Linked DNA regions of Homo sapiens: all the other regions are linked to region 2. A link is a contact called in ENCODE Hi-C data. All regions are on one chromosome and are shown on one strand. The core of a region is the stretch at or near the end of the contact, and the rest is flanking DNA. Distances in the headings are between cores, read along the strand shown.

Evidence for each region. Hi-C counts contacts between places; a loop is a spot of excess contacts on that map. Pooled maps may share reads with other maps.
Region 1: a loop to region 2 is called in a pooled map, with 18 times the contacts of the local background. The contact joins the promoter of GMPPA here to the promoter of BARD1 in region 2. A Hi-C loop is called at or near these places in 5 of 50 pooled maps.
Region 3: a pooled map shows a loop between it and region 2 (23-fold over the local background). The contact joins the promoter of DNPEP-AS1 here to the promoter of BARD1 in region 2. A Hi-C loop is called at or near these places in 10 of 50 pooled maps.

What each region holds. Positions count from the first base shown.
Region 1 is chr2:219,496,907-219,500,719 of GRCh38, reverse strand. It overlaps GMPPA (GDP-mannose pyrophosphorylase A), which reads right to left and starts at 1,829. Exons shown (of 13, transcript NM_013335.4): 1 at 1,782-1,829; 2 at 705-764; 3 at 502-599. The coding sequence starts at 744. SPEGNB (SPEG neighbor) reads right to left here. Exons shown (of 5, transcript NM_001286811.2): 3 at 3,604-3,813; 4 at 2,859-3,000; 5 at 2,433-2,669. The coding sequence ends at 2,531. All of the region lies in intron 1 of ASIC4-AS1 (ASIC4 antisense RNA 1), which reads left to right. RefSeq lists enhancers at 1,760-1,949, 1,954-2,771, 2,772-3,589, 3,590-3,813 and a silencer at 2,780-2,859.
Region 2 is chr2:214,807,513-214,811,025 of GRCh38, reverse strand. BARD1 (BRCA1 associated RING domain 1) reads left to right here and starts at 1,343. Exons shown (of 11, transcript NM_000465.4): 1 at 1,343-1,614. The coding sequence starts at 1,457. SNHG31 (small nucleolar RNA host gene 31) reads right to left here and starts at 797. Exons shown (of 4, transcript NR_110292.1): 1 at 594-797. RefSeq lists a silencer at 865-1,434 and enhancers at 1,985-2,064, 2,355-2,404.
Region 3 is chr2:219,386,941-219,390,332 of GRCh38, reverse strand. It overlaps DNPEP-AS1 (DNPEP antisense RNA 1), which reads right to left and starts at 1,763. Exons shown (of 4, transcript NR_183823.1): 1 at 1,537-1,763; 2 at 1,285-1,446. It overlaps DNPEP (aspartyl aminopeptidase), which reads left to right and starts at 2,421. Exons shown (of 15, transcript NM_012100.4): 1 at 2,421-2,574; 2 at 3,170-3,263; 3 at 3,353-3,392. The coding sequence starts at 2,539. RefSeq lists silencers at 1,620-1,769, 1,850-2,369, 2,390-2,629 and an enhancer at 2,894-3,392.

The DNA of each region.
Region 1 (3,813 bases), core at 580-3,079, 4.7 Mb before region 2:
CTTCACCACCCAACAAGGTAGGTCTAATCACCCCCATTTTACACATAAGGAAACTGAGTGTCAGAGAGGGTGTGTTATTTGTTGCAGACCTCACAGCAGGCAGAGACTGAATTCAAACCAAAACCTTGCCTGGCTCAATACGAAAAGCAATAAAGAAATGAGCAACAATGTGATCAAGGATATGAATTTGTGCTTGGTTATCATTAAGAGTCTCCATGCTACGGCTTTACATTGTCTCCAAGATCCTTGCCTGATCTCACATTCCACACTTTAAAAATAGGAGTGAAATCTGAGCAGGAAGAGGCCAGATGAGAAACTAGATTAGGGGAAGACAGCAGGGCAGCTGCACAGCATAACTTGAGGGGGCGCCATTCACATTGTCATCTGTGAATGATGGTCCTTGGAGTTATGCCTGGTGGGAAGAGTTCATGGTTGGGAAAGGGGGAAACAGCATGAAGATAAGCAGGAAGTGAGGTGAGAGAGGGGAGCCCCTGAGGTTACCTGGGCACAGGCTTCAATATGGTGTTGGATCATAGGGACCCCTGCCACAGGAAACAATGGTTTGGGCACCTCAAAAGACAAAGGTCTGAAGCGAGTTCCTGGGAGAGGAGAGAGGAGAACATTTCGGCCTCCTGCCTTCCTCTGCCCCCATCCCGCCTACCACTCCAGCCCAACCTCCTCCCCCCATTCCCCTGGCACCTCACCCTTTTGAGGGCCTCCAATCAGGATCACCGCTTTGAGCATAATGGTGACTGCTACCTAAACTTCAAATTCCAACAGAGAAATCAAGCTCAGATCTCCTACCCCAACCAAGCCCCAAAACCCAAATAGCAACACTTAGCCCTCTCCCAAGATGTAAACCCAAAGCTCAATATAGTCTCTGCCTGGACCCAACACCTCACAAATCCCACACATCTCAAATCCCAGCAGAGAAATCAAGCTCAGATCTCACACCCCAACCAAACCCCAAACCCCAAATAGCAGCACTTAGCCCTCCCCCAAGATGTAAACCCAAAGCTCAATATAGTCCCTGCCTGGACAGAACCTCACAAATCCCACACATCTCAAATCCCAACCCAGATTCCAGTCGGCCTTCAAACCTCACAGTGATTCCTCCCAAATTCTGAAATTCACACCCCACAATTTGATCTCTAAAAGACTTCCCTCTGGCCATGAACAAATTCTGCAAATTCAGAAACCTGGCAGAGACTCCCTTCTCAGACCCAAACCTCAAAATACTGAAGCCTCAAATTCCCAAAGTGTTGCGTCTTCATTCTAGATATTAAGCCCTGAACCCCAATAGTGAACCCTGAATATTGGACAGCAAACCCTGAGTGAGCCTCAGATATTTAACTTAAATCCTGAACGTAATCCCCAAGTACTGAACTAACACTGATCTGAATTTGAAGAACCCCTAATCCCAGCAAAAATCCTCTATATGCTAAACATGAATCCTAAAACTAACCTCTGTATGTTGAACCCCAAATCAAAAGACAGGTTCCCTTGGCATCTCAAACACTGAACCTATTGACCCCCCTCCAGTCCTAATACGGACGACTGGGTCTAAATCTCTGGATTCGGAGGATTGATTGATTGCTGACCCTCTGAACCCCACAACTGACTCTGTCCAATAAACCCTGGCCTCTCATTGCCAGGGATTGTGGGACCAACACAGGGGCGGGCGCACCGAGGGCCAGCCAGGACCTCGGAGCCCGCTCTCCGTCTAGAGGGTGTCCCCTGCCCCTTACCCCTGCCGCCACCCCTCCACCAGCTCCCTTTACCACTAGCTCCCTTCACTCCAGCTCTGCCGCCCGCTACTGCAAGCTCCTTCCGCGCACGTGTCTTCTCGCAAGTCGCGAGAACTCATTCGCAGGGTCTGCCGGGAATTGTAGTCTGACCCTTTACCCGCTTTCTAACTTTATGGGAGAGGAAAGAGGTGCTGAAGTCCAGGGGTGTGACCAAGGGATCGCGGGGCGGGGTTAAATGCGAAGAAGGGTGGGGCCTGAGAAGCCCAGCCTGGAACTTAAGACTGGGACCCGAGCTGTTGGGGAATCGGCCTCGGGGCAGCAGCCGAAGTGAGGAACTGGGTCCCACAGGAAAACGGGACTAAGGACAGCAGGGGTGTGTGGCCAGCCCTGGAAGGGGCGGGGCCAGGGGCAAACAGCCACAAGGGGCTGGGGCTGGAGGCGCTCAAAAGCGGAGAAGGCGGAGTCCCAGGCCCAGCCGGCGGTACCGCTGGGAAGTGAGGGCGCCTTGGACGGCGAGGGCAACTCTTATCAGTTTGACTGTCTGAAATGCAGCACGGCGCTAGGCGCTCTCCAGACCTCCCTGTGACTCCAACAGGCTGTGACCTTGGCGTGGGGGTCTGGAATACGTGTGGGCGCTGGTGCGGGGGAGAGGGAATGGCGACGCGGAAGAGCAGGACAGACGCGGAGGGTCAGAGAGCAGCTTTATTAAGCAAGCTGGTGGAGGGCTGTGGGTCCCACCACCCCCGGGCTCGGCGCCAGGGCGGAAGGTCCGGGGGTGCCGTTCAGGCCACGTCGACGCGAGCGAAGCTCTGGTCCATGCCCAGGCTGTTCTCCACGTACACCTCGTACTTGCCGCTGTCCTGAGGCGTGGCCCGGCGAATGGTCAGCGTCGTGGTGGTGCTGCCGATCTCGAAGAACACCCTGCGGAAGGGCGGCGGGGAGGAGGGCGGAGCCGTGGTCAGTACACGGGCGCACTGGGCGGGGCTCCTTAGCCAGCTCTGTTCCTCGCTGCCCAGTCCCCGCCCCCGTCACTCCAGCCAGATTTCTGGGCTCAGTCCCACCCAGGTTCCAGCCCCAGGCCCTGGCCGTGCCGCAGGTCCCGGCCCTCGCCTGTCATCCTCCTCGATGTCCTCCCCGTCCTTGGTCCAGCCTACGTCGGGCGCAGGCTCTCCCAGGATCTCCGCAGTCAGCGTCACGGTGGTGCCTTTGCGCGCCTTAGTGTTGTCGGGTCCCTTTTGAATCTTCGTCGGGACTAGCGGAAGGAAAGGGGAGCGAAACCCCGTGAAGGACCCGGAGATGAGGCAGGGCATCACCTCACCGGCTAATACCCGGCACTAAATACAGATGCATTTAAACTCGCAGTGTGACGTTGAGCAAATCATTAGCCTCTCTGGTTTCATCTCCTTGGCTGTTAAAGGGACTTATCCCTGCCTCTCCTACTTCTCGGGGTCGAATAGAGGATCAAGAGAGATAAGGCGGGCGAAAGCCCCTGAATGTTCACACATCTCGCGGTGCCTCAGAGACCGCTCCGGGTAGTGGAAATTGCCAGAGTTGGGAGCCAGAAGACCCGGGTCCAACCCTGGCTCTGCCTCTGGCTTGCTGTGTGACCTTGGGGACCCGGAGCCGCGTGATGGAAGTCCACAGCTGACTGCTCAGCCCGGGTGGAGCTGGATCCCGAGGTAGGGAAGGACGCACTTGGCTGGCGCGGCGATGCGCCCCAGGCCGTGCCCAGAGCTGGGCTGGCGGGGACCCTGTAGCTAGGCCCAGAGGTAAACACGCGCAGCTGGACCGGGCTGCGGGCTCTGGCTGAGTGGTGCTGGTCTGCGCCCTGGCGCTGCGCCCGGGGCGCGCGTACCTTCCACGAGGATGCGCGCCGAGTCGGAGCACTGGCCGAAGGGGTTGGTGACGTTGATGCTGTACTGGCCCAGGTCTGCCAGCTCGCCGTCGCGCACCACCAGTGCCACCACGTCAGGGTCCTCGAAGACGTAGCGGTACTTGGGACCGTCACGTAGCTCCTTGCCGTCCTTACTCCAGCGGATGAATGGGTCCGGGAAAGCCGAAATGC
Region 2 (3,513 bases), core at 94-2,593:
ATGGCCAGAGGAGGTTTTGACAAGAGGCTAGTCAAAGAGCAGAGAAAAACTTTAAGGAGTTTTAAGAAAGGGAAGTGCCACGATGAGTTTTGTGTTTGGAAATGTTTTAGGCGGCCACACCGCAGTCTCGGGACTGGCTGGGACCTGGATAGACACTTGGATATCAGCTAGAAAGCTACGACAGGAAACCAGGCGAGGACGAGGCAACTGGGGATGTTGTGGAGCAGAGACGGAGAGAAAATGGGTGCATTCGAGACAAGTTAGGGGGAAAAAATGCAAGGACTTGGAAATGAACTTGGGGCGCGGCAGGAAGGCATGACGGGTTGCTCTGTAGGTCTTATCTGTAAATTACGGCGATCAGTGAAAGATCTGGAGGAGGAAGGTGGACACACTCTCTAACAAAAAAAACCCTTTTTGAAATTTTATACCAATATTTTAAAAGTAAACCAGATCTTTTCAGACATGCCTTTGAGCTGATATTTGTTAACTAGTTAGAATTAGAAACTTTCCTTATTTTTACTCAGTTACAATATACGCCACAGCTGAGGTGAGAGGAAAGAAAAGGTTGCTTTCTTAGGAACAAAGAGTGGTACCTTCAGTATCGTGGGCAAAGCTTTTCCAAGTCCAACAGCAGTCAAAACAGCGCTTTTTATAAATAACACTCAGCTAAAAGTTTCTGGGTTTGTGATTGTTCCAACGGTTAAGCTCGGATGAGGGTCCCTGGAGTCGTAGCTCCCGGGAAACGTCGACTGGCTTTCCACCTGGACTTCATCCGTCCAGGCAGCCCAGAGGGGCTTCAGGCCCCGCCCGCTCTCCTGCCAACTACAGCCTCGCGACTGCGCTCAGCCTTCAGGCCCCGCCCCTTCGGTCAAGCGGCGTGCTCTCACTGCACGGCGCCTGGGCCCCGCGCGCCGGGACCTCGGTTTCAGCCGTCCTGTCCTGCCCCGAGGCCCCTAGGCCCCGCCCCTGGGCCCCGCGCGCCAGGACTTCGGTTTCGACCGTCCTGTCCCGCCCCGAGGCTCCTAGGCCCCGCCCCCTCTGTCCCCGGCGTGTTCTCGCGGCTCCGCCCCTAGGACCCGCGCGCCGGGACTTTGGCAAGTTTCAGCCGTCCGGCCCCGCCCCCTCGGTCCCACGGCTCTCGCGGCCCCTCCCCTAAGTCCCACACGCCGGGACTTTGGCAAGTTTCAGCCTCCAGCCCCACCCCTAGGTCCCGCCCACTCGGCCAGCGGCTGGCTCTCGCGGCCCCGCCCCTGTGCCCTGCGAGTCCCTATTTTGGGAGCATTGCGGCCGCCGTGCCCCGCCCCTCCCCGCGCGCCCCGCCCCTCTGGCGGCCCGCCGTCCCAGACGCGGGAAGAGCTTGGCCGGTTTCGAGTCGCTGGCCTGCAGCTTCCCTGTGGTTTCCCGAGGCTTCCTTGCTTCCCGCTCTGCGAGGAGCCTTTCATCCGAAGGCGGGACGATGCCGGATAATCGGCAGCCGAGGAACCGGCAGCCGAGGATCCGCTCCGGGAACGAGCCTCGTTCCGCGCCCGCCATGGAACCGGATGGTCGCGGTGCCTGGGCCCACAGTCGCGCCGCGCTCGACCGCCTGGAGAAGCTGCTGCGCTGCTCGCGTTGGTAAAGACGGAGCTTCTTGGGGGTGGCTGCGAGGGCACGGGTCGCACAGTTTCTGGGGGCGGCAGAATCTTTTCAAATCTTCCGTTTCCTCCTTCCGTTCCCGCGCTGCAGTCGGGTCGGCGTGCGGTTAGCACCTGCCGGGGGATATAGTATTAACAACTTCTGCTTCTCATTCACTTTATTTTTGGGCGACTTACCGGCCTCCCCTTGCCCTGAATCCAACTGAAACGGTAGTTTTTGAACTTCAGCGGGCTGAAGAACCGTCTGGAGGTGTGGCTAAAAAAATGTTCATCCCGGTCGCGCCTCCAGAGTTTGAATCGGGCTGGGGTGGGGCTGAGGCTTCTGCATTTTTTACCCGGCCCTGGATTACCCCGCTGCTTTCCGGGAGCTGTGGCGAATTGGGCTGGCGGGCCGCCCCGGAGACCCTCTAAATTAGAAGCAGCTGCCACTCTAAGTTAAACTGGCCTTTTTGACATTTTCTCCGTGCCAGCTTTTTCGAGTGAGATGGGATGGAGCATCGGATATCTACCATAGTTGTAGATTGAAGATGGCACGGAATTTCTCATTTTCTTAGTTTGCTCAAAAGACTGTATGTCTGGTGTCCCCGCTCTTAGTGATGCTGTTTATTGTTTTCCTTCATGCTGTCACATTATGGGAGTCCTCTCAGGGTTTTCATTCCGTCCAAAGACATTTTCATGAGTGTTACTTCTTGCTTTTTTTCGTGTAGCTCTTTCTAGTATACAAACCAAGAAGGTTTGTAAAACCCAAGAAAGGTTTGTCTCATTTTCATTTCTTCTGAAAAGCATTTTTATTGAGCACTTGCTGTGTGTACAGCTAAGTATTTCTGTATGAAGATCACTGGCAGTTTTTTTGTTATTTGTAGCTGTCAAAAGTTTATATCCTTTTTGGACTTTTTTCCCCTTTGATTTCTAACTTGCAGAACTTAAGTTACCTAGTTGCATAAAGTATAAGTAACACAACTTTTTCTTTTCTTTCCTTTTTTGAGACGGAGTCTCGCTCTGTCGCCCAGGCTGGAGTGCAGTGGCACGATCTTGTCTCACTGCAAGCTCCGCCTCCCGGGTTCACGCCATTCTCCTGCTTCAGCCTCCCAAGTAGCTGGGACTGCAGGCGCCCGCCATCATGCCCGGCTAATTTTTTGTATTTTTAGTACAGATGGGGTTTCACCGTGTTAGCCAGGATGGTCTCCGTCTCCTGACCTCGTGATCCGCCCGCCTCTGCCTCCCAAAGTGCTGGGATTACAGGCGTGAGCCACGGTGCCCGGCCAAACTTTTTCTTTAAAAATGAAAAGGACTTAACTGTCAGAGTTTTGCACTTATATTTTCTTTGACGAAAACTTTTAATATCTGTGACAAAATGACATTGCACTTCTTAGAAAAGTGACACTCAGATAAGTGAGTACATGAAGACATTTGAGTTGTGTGTTTGTTTTCCTGTAGCACATGGGTCATCTGAGAATAGGAAATTTAAAACTGGCACTGCTAGTTGCAATAACAGAAGCATTATAGTTCACACCTTGATAGTCCAACGAAAGTTAGACATTCCCTTGGCACATACCTATGTGGAAGCATCGGGCTTCACTTAGACTGTGGTCAGAATGCCTGAGTTCAGGTTCTAGCTTTGACACTATTGAGTAGGCCAAGTTATTCATCTCTCATTTTCCGGATATGAGTAATACTAATGATTAGCTTATTTTCTTGTGAGGATTCATTAATAATCATAAATTTATTGAGCACCCATAAAGTGCCAGACCCTATTCTGGGTATTGGGGATTTGTTAGTGAACAAAGCAGACAATAAATTCCATCTCTTAGGGAGCTTTTATGGAAGAAACAAAATGAAATTTTACATGTATGTAAAGTATTGAGTTTGGTGGTTGTGA
Region 3 (3,392 bases), core at 514-3,013, 4.6 Mb before region 2:
ATAGCTTGATCGTTTATTTTCTTGGGGATTCTAGATAATCATATAATCTATAAATAATGACCAATTTTACTTTTGCACATATAGAATTGTTAATTTTGTTTTGTGGTACTGGCTCTGACTACAGCTCCACATTGTCTAGCAGCAGTAATAGCTCATCAATGTCTCACTTCTGATTTGAATAGGAACACTTCTGTATTTCCCTCCCAAAATGCTGGGATGACAGGCGTGAGCCACCACTCCCGGCTCACTTTCTAAGTTATGCATTTTGGTGATGTTTGAATCTCTTACTCAAGCATGTACTCTTTTCTGTGATCAGAAAGAACATTAAAGGTGGTTCCTTATTCAGGTTGTCTCCTTCCCTTATACATTGTAGCCTTGTTTCGGCCCTTTCACTGTCCTCCTTGAATGTGTCCCCTCCCCAGGAGGTAGAGGACAAGAATGCTCTCTCCATGTCCTGCTCAGCATTGAGCTTTATACATAATTTTATTTATTTATTTATTGAGACAGAATCTCACTCTGTCGCCCAGGCTGGAGTGCAGTGGCACGATCTCAGCTCACTGCAACCTCCACCTCCCGGGTTCAAGCGATTCTCTTGCCTCAGCCTCCCAAGTAGCTGCTGGGATTACAGGCACGTGCCACTACACCCGGCTAATTTTTGTATTTTTTGTAGAGACGGGGTTTCACCATGTTGGTCAGACTGGTCACGAACTCCTGACCTCAAGTGATCTACCCGCCTCGGCCTCCCAAAGTGCTGGGATTACAGGCGTGAGCCACTGCGCCAGGCCCATAATGGTATTTCAACAAACGGTTAGGGAATGCCATGAATTTAAGCCAGCACCTAGTGGGTGAATTCTTGAAAACTCCCCTGCCATATCTACTAGTTTGAAGTGAGGGCTGCAGGACCTTTCCAGCCTCTCCCCATCCCACCCTGTCACTCCCCACCCCAGGTATATAAACGGCAGGTTGCTCCATAAACCTGTGATCTCTGGAATTTTGTTTGAACCCCTGGTAGCTGGGCCCTGTTTTGGATCTAGAGGCCACCAAGAGTCCTGATCAGTTCCTGCAGCTAGGAAGGTGCATGGGGTTTAAACGTGCTACTCACTACTCCTGACATGGGAATACTGGAACTGCCAATAATGTGGAATTTGTTTTTCTGTTGTTTTTAACAAATGGAAAGGGCACAGATATCAGAGTCAAATCCCAGATCCACCCAAACAGCTATGTGATCTTGGGCAAGTCAACTTCTGTGTCCCTTGTGGACCTCCCGTGTAACATAACACTTACCAAAGCGCATAGAAAAAGGTCCAGAAAAGATCTGAGAGAAGGCTGTAGGGTTGTTCCAGGCCTCTGCAATCAAACTGATGGAGTTCAAACCCCACCTGTGCCGTTTATTACCTCGACGGATCACTAGTCTCCGTATCTCAGCTTTCTCTGTTCATGCATAAACTGGGGACAGTAAGAGTACATAGTTGATGGGGCAGTTGTGAAGATTAAACGAGGTAACAGGCCAATCTTTATCATAAAGCTAAAGCTCACCGTGAGCGCCCCATGGACATTAGCCTTATTGCTTTTATTGTCACAAAGGTGGCTGTGGCGAGAGACAGCACTTTGTACCGTACCCGTCGGACCCGGTGAGCTGGAGGGGCGAGCTTTTTATTGGCCTCGAGGCCCGGGGCACGGGGAGGCGGGCCGTCCGCGGCTGTCCTAGCACCTCCGCGGCAGCAGAGGGCCCTGGCGGCGGCTGCGGGTCGCGCGGCGTGGGTGACGGGGGTGCAGGGCGGGGCCTAACGAGCAGCCCCCGCAGGGGCGGAGACGAGGGCGGGCCGGAGGCGGAGGCGCGGCCTGGAGAGGGATGGGGCGGAAGCGGGGCGGGCGGTGCAGCCTAGCGAGGGGCGGGGCGGACGAGGAAGCGTGACGAGCGGCGGGGCGGGTGGAGCAGCCTGGCGAGGAGCGGGGCGGGGTGGGCGGCACGGCCTGACAAGGGGCGGGGAGCGCAAGGAGGCCTGACGAAGGGCGGGGCGGAGCAAGGGCGGGGGCAGGGCGAGTAGTGGGGTACAGCGAGGGCCGGAGCGGATGGGGGAAACCTGGTGAGGGGCGGGACAAAGCGGGGAGGGCGGTGCAGCCTGGCGAGAGGCGGGGCGGACGAGGAAGCTTGACGAGGGGCGGGGCGGGCGGTGCAGCCCTGCGAGGGGCAGGGCGGGCGGTGCTTCCTGGCGAGGGGCGGGGCGGGGCGGGCGGTGCGGCCAAGCTAGGGGCGGGGCAAGGGCGGGGCAAGGCGGGTGGTGGTGCCCAGCGAGGGGCGGAGCGGACAGGGTAAGCCCGCCGAGGGGCGGGGCTGACCGAGGTGGGCGGGGCGGATGCCGAGGGGCGGGGAGAGGTGGGCGGGGAGGCCAAACATGGGGCGGGGCGGCGCGGCCGGGGAAGCGTGATGAAGGCCTACGAGTGCGGCGCGGCCTGAAGGGGCACGCGGGGGACCTGCAAAGCTAGTGAGGGGCGGGGCAGGCGGCGCGGTGGGGGCGGGCCGAGCCCGGAGGCCAGATGAGCGGACACAGCCCCACGCGCGGGGCCATGCAGGTAAGTGGCTCCCGACGGCCCCACTTGAATTTCGATCCCAGACCGGGTCCGGCGCCCTCCGGGGCCCAAGCTTAGCGCGGTGCTGCAGTGGGGCCGCCTGACCCAAAGCGAAACCGAAAGCCCCGCGGAGGGTGACCTGACGACTTTCCCGGGACTGGAAGGGGGAGTCCTGCGAGAGACTAGGTGGGTGCGAGAGAGGAGTCAGGGTGCTCCTTGGGGTACAGGGCTTTGGCTCCGGGCTGGGTACGCGCACGTGATGCAGGCCGCCTCAGAGTATGGGGCCCGCTTGGGATCCCGGAGTTTGGGAGCAGAACAGGATTTCCTAGCTGGGCAGGGACATGGGGGCGGGACTTAGGGAGTCGGGCTAAAGTTCGGATTAAGGGGCGGGCCTGGCTCATGATCCTGGGCCGGCGGGCTGAAGCTTTCAACGGAGTTTCAGCCCTGGGTTTGGGTCTCTCGGTGGGGACGGGCGGAAGCAGAGGTCTGTGCCTTAGAGTGGTCACTTCTGGGGGTGGGGATGGGAGAATCCTCGGAACCTGGGTGAAAGGTCAGGGGTCCCAGACCTTGTAAAAGTCTGAGCATCCCCCTCCCCTAGGTGGCCATGAACGGTAAGGCCCGCAAAGAGGCGGTGCAGACTGCGGCTAAGGAACTCCTCAAGTTCGTGAACCGGAGTCCCTCTCCTTTCCATGGTAAGCGGTGGCCAGGGCAAGGGAGGAGGGTGGAGGCTGATGCGCCCTTCACCAGCTTCCATCGCTGTGAGAGGGTGCTTTTCCCACAGCTGTGGCTGAATGCCGCAACCGCCTTCTCCAGGCTGGCTT